Linked DNA regions of Homo sapiens: region 2 is linked to region 1. A link is a loop called in an ENCODE intact Hi-C map of the cell type or tissue named here. Cell type or tissue: GM12878. All regions are shown on one strand. Region 1 overlaps AUTS2 (activator of transcription and developmental regulator AUTS2). Region 2 overlaps AUTS2 (activator of transcription and developmental regulator AUTS2).

The links. A loop is a pair of places that touch in the nucleus more often than their neighbours do. Peaks named below come from ENCODE experiments on the same cell type or tissue, not always from the same donor. Only the 100,000 strongest peaks of a DNase experiment are listed, where the experiment ranks them.
Region 2: a loop joins it to region 1, with 2.0 times the contacts of the local background. A loop is called at or near these places in 1 of 110 quality-filtered maps.

What each region holds. Positions count from the first base shown.
Region 1 is chr7:69,905,390-69,907,889 of GRCh38, forward strand. All of the region lies in intron 2 of AUTS2 (activator of transcription and developmental regulator AUTS2), which reads left to right. Among named protein-coding and RNA genes, the nearest start is that of AUTS2, 310 kb to the left of the region's middle. In GM12878, no CTCF peak of the experiment used is centred here; a DNase peak (open chromatin) is centred at 1,112; H3K27ac peaks cover 2,255 bases.
Region 2 is chr7:69,798,094-69,800,593 of GRCh38, forward strand. All of the region lies in intron 1 of AUTS2 (activator of transcription and developmental regulator AUTS2), which reads left to right. Among named protein-coding and RNA genes, the nearest start is that of AUTS2, 200 kb to the left of the region's middle. In GM12878, a CTCF peak has its summit at 1,163 (motif pointing left); no DNase peak of the experiment used is centred here.

The DNA of each region.
Region 1 (2,500 bases):
ATTATGGGGGCTGAGAGGTCCCATAACAAGCCATCTGCAAGATGGAGACCCTGGGATTCACAGTATGGCTCAGACCAAGTCTGAAGGCCTGAGACTGGGGTAGTCCTCAAGTCCAAAGCCTAGAGAGCCTAGAGTTTAGATGATCAAGGGCAGGAAATTATATCCCAGCTCTAGGAGAGAGAGAGAGACCATTTCGCCTTTCCTCTGTTTTTGTTTTATCTGGACACCCGGCTGATTGCATGGTGCCTGCCCACATGGAGGGCAGATCCTTCCCTACTTAGTTCACTGAGACTCACATGCCAATCTCCTCTGGAAACACCCTCACAAACACACCCAAAGGTAATGCTGTACCAGTTCTCTAGGTATTCTTTAATCCAGTCAAGTTGATACCCTAAATTAACCAACACAGCACATTAACTACCACCTCATAAAATAAAACCTGCAGAGAGAAAATAAGCTGAATGGGAAAAGGAACTGCAATGAAAAGAATGGGCCATAATTCAGCTTGGGTGATCCTGATACCTACAGGAGTTGTTCCATAAAACAGTGACCTTTTATATTTCCCAAAGTAAGAAAATTTTATATGTGTATTTGTGCATGCAGAACTTTATTAAGGGCCATTTAAATCCCATATATTGATAGAGGAGTTAAGAAAGATAAAGTGACAGGAGTGATTCTCAACTCTGGCTCCCATAAATTTCTACAATGTCAGTGATTGAAGAATGAGGGAGCACATCTTTCCTTTAATAAGGCCTAGCCAGTACACTTTTGGTAGTTGATGAGGGTAGGACAGAACTCCCTTTCTTTATTTGAAACTGTGTATTTTTGTGCTGATTAAATTTTACATTTTTCCCTCTTGTGATGATATAAAGTTATCTGCATGTGGCCAGATCTCAGCTAAAGAACATGAAATAAGCCTCTGTACATTCTGCATTCTAATCTCTGTTCACAGCAATCTTGTATCCACACAAGTCTGTACATGACAGGTAATGAGTGGGAAGTGGGAGGAGATGGGTGTCTGTGTGGTTTGCACTGGTGGTGGTGGGGAACTGAGCAGATGGTTGTGATAGCCACATGCTGCGTGATTCCCGTGGGAGTTGATGGTGGTGACAGGCGACTCACAATGTGCTATTTACAGTTTGGGTTTGCAGTCTTTCGGTGACATCTGAATGCTCTTTAGCAACTGCTTTCATTACTGCCTTTCGAGGAGCTGTTAATTGAAAATGAAATTGTGGGTGGGCTTTAAGACAGGCAGACGCAGGCAATTCTGTGTGGTAAATGTTGCTTGAGAACTGTTGGATGTCTTCATGCCCAATTTGTAATTCATTTTCTAAGACTGTAAAAGCCAAAGGTGCATTTGGAGATTCAGTTATGTATATACATAGGCAGAGTTGAATGTCACACCTTGCCCAAAGGGTCAAACATACAGTTATTGGTATGGGTGCTGTGGTTCACGCCTGTAATCTCAGCACTTTGGGAGGCTAAGGTGGGAGGATTGCTTTGAGCACAGGAATTCAAGACCAGCCTGGGCAATATGATGAGACCTTGTCTCTAGAGAAATAAAAAAATTAGCTGGGCATGGTGACGCATGCCTGTTGTCCCAGTTTCTTGGGATGCTGAAGTGGGAGGATTGCAAGGGCCCAGGAAGTTAAGGCTGCAGTGAGCCATGTTCACGCAACTGCACCCCAGCCTGGGCAACAGAGCGAGGTCCTGTCTCCAAAAAAGAAAACCACACAAAACACCTATTTGTCTGGAAACCAACCTAGGGGAATGCTTGGCAATCCCAGCTGCCTGCTCATGTCTTACCTTTGTGTAGTTCTCTTTAAATGTATACAACTGTGTGAGGTTCTTATGTAAAATCTGCTGACATCTTGTAGTGTTCTCTGTGAGTTTATCGTAGGACTTCATCCTCCTTTCTTCCTTTAGCTCTTCATAAAGTTACTATGCAGGAGTAAATGGTTATTTGTTCTCTTGAACTTTGGGATACATTTTTCCTTCCGTATCCAAGGAGGATTCTTTCCAGGACTCCCCATGGATACTAAAAGCTGTGGATGTTCAAGTTCCTTAAATAAAATGTTATAGTATTTTTATGTAACCAACACACATCCTCTCACAAACTTTAAATCATCTCTAAATTATTTATAATACCTAGTACAGTGTAAAAGCTATGCAATTTGTTATTATATTGCATTGTTTAGGCAATAATTACAAGACAAAGAGCCTGTGCATGTTCAGTATATAAGCAACCATTGTAGGCCACATTTTTGGTCTGCCATTGGTTGGATCCATGGATACAGAGGGCCAACTGTATCATATTCAAGTTCTTACATATAACTTTGTTTCTTGTAAACATTTTCATATGATACAACTCTGTTAAAGGCAGTTGGAGCCCAGAGGCAAACAAGAGAAGAAGGAAGAGAGAGGGTGGATTTTATTGGACTTTGACAGTGGTTGATGATCTTGATTCTCTTATGGCTGCCCCCAGCTGCAGGATTGTGAT
Region 2 (2,500 bases), 110 kb before region 1:
GGGCTTCTGTCTGCGTGACAGGCATTTTCCAGACTTTGTTGATCTATTTCGAGCTTGTGAGGAATAGCATGTACCACCCTTCATTACCTCACTCATGGTTCCTCTTCATCAGTGCTTTATAAACTGTAGTGTGTTTGTGCTGGGAGGAACGTAAGAGAACATGTGGATCACCCCTTTACTCATTTTACACATGAGAAAGATGATACCCCAAGTGATTTTCTCTAAGGTTGGGACATGACTGGGGCTCTCCTTGCGATTTGCCTTTCCCTTCAGTGCGTTCGGTAAACGTTGCATTACCCCCTCTTCAGGGTATTATTCTTTCAGTTCCATATGCCTTTCCTTTCCCCTGGGATGCTGGAGTATTCAGTTTTATTTCTAGGCAAAAGTACTCCTAACTGTGGCCCCTAATTTTTTTTTGTTATGTATCTTTTCTAGAAAGAGAATTTGATTATGCATTGTCCATATGTTTACATACTGTACTCATAAATGAAGTTATAAAATATATGTAAGTTAAAAATGTGGAGAAAAGGGAAGTCTTGTGCACCATTAGTGGGGATATAAATTATTATTGGTATTACGGAAATTAGTACGGAAGTTGCCCGAACAATTAAAAATAGCTGGGTGTGGTGACTCACTCCTGTAATCCTTGCACTTTGGAAGGCCAAGGTGGGAGGACTGCTTGTGGCCAGAAGTTTGAGATCAGCCTGGACAACATAGTGGGATCCTATCTCTACAAAAAATTAAAATTTTAGCTGGGTGTGATGGTGCACGCCTGTAGTCCCAGCTACTTGGGAGGCTGAGGTGGTTGGACTGCTTGAGCTCAGGAGTTCGAGGCTGCAGTGAGCTTTAATGGCACCACTGCATTCCAGCCTGGGCAACAGAGCGAAACCTAGTCTAAAAAAAAAAAAGTGTGTATATAAGTACACACATACACACCCCTCAATAAGGCTAGAGAGAAAAAAATTATATGTAAGTATGGTATTTTTTTTTTCCTCAATCACAGTGGATCAGTTTATGCCTTCCCTGGATCCAGGGTGAACTTGTTTTGAGGACCACTGATCCAGAAAGTGGTGGAGTTAAGTCTGTACCACCAGCTTTAGAATCTCCTGTGGCACTTATTAAAAATACGAATTTTGGTATCTCAACCCAGATTCACTGAATGAGAATGCCTCCTGGTGGAACCTGGGAGTCTACGTTGTCTTCATTTTTATGTTTTTACCAATAGACATGGGGTCTGTTGCCCAGGCTGGTTTTGAACTCCTCAGCTCAGAGTCCTCCCACCTCTACCTTCTGAGTATCTGGGACCACAGTCACAATGCCCAGCAAAGTCTCCATTTTAAACCAGAGGCAAGTCTCCAGGTGCCTCTGAGGTCCAGCGAGTTTGGGGAACCGGTATTTTAGACAGGCAGGGAAGTGTCATTCATGGGTTCATGAGCATGGGACTTCTTACACTGACATCTCAGAAATTGCTCAGCTGTTACTGTTAAATCTACAGTGATACAGTTAGCACTCTGGAAAATCAGATGGGCAGTTTTCATTTGAGTTACATATGAGGGACTATAACCTGCATAATCATACATGGAATTTCTTAAAACTCCTTGGCATTCTCTATGTGGTTTTTTGATTTGTAAATCCAAATATTTGCTATTGTGCCTCAGTCTTTTTTTCCTCATTAGAAATCTAAGCTCTCCCCGCCCCCTCCTGGTGCTGTTCCTTGAGGGGCTGTGTTTTTATTTCTGAGCTTTTCCCATTTGTGTGTGTTCCTTTTGTCTGGAGTATGCCCAACCCCCTCACCTTTTTACCTGGGCAGTTCCTACTATCTAAAAAATTCCCTATAAATGACATTATTTTTCATTCTTAAAATCTAAAGATAATGAAGAACTAGCTGATAATCAGCATTTACCAAAATAGATTTAAGGGTTATTATTTGTAATAACTCATGTGTCAGTAACCTTATGTATGTAAGGATAGATCAGTATCTTGGTTATTAAGCATATACTCTCTGAAACATTCGAATCAAACCAGTGTAAGTCAGATAAATATGTAACAGGAAATTTGTTTCTGACTATTCACTCCAGGTCAATGTATTCCCAGCTGCCTTGTGGGTATCAGGGTTATCTGTTCCAGGATCAGCTTTAGGAAAGCCCCTACTCAAATCTCCATGTAGCAAGAGTGCAGGCTAGTTGAGAACATGTGATAATTAAGGTTAAACAAAAAAATCAAGGCAGAATGACTAGAAATTAGGACAGCAGGGAAAGCAGGGGAAGCGGTTGAGCTGGTAGAAATGGGTAATACCTATGATTATTTCTGGGATCAACAGATACATCCCTGTTGTAGAAGTCCAAAGCAGTCCTTCTTTTTGGTGTCTTTTCCTGCCTTTGGTATGATAAGCCCCCCTAACATCTGGCACACTATTGGGGTGACATTGTGAAGTTACCTCTGCCCACAGTACTTACTCCAGTTTGATATTTTTAAGAAATGCTCACTTTCCACTAGCCAT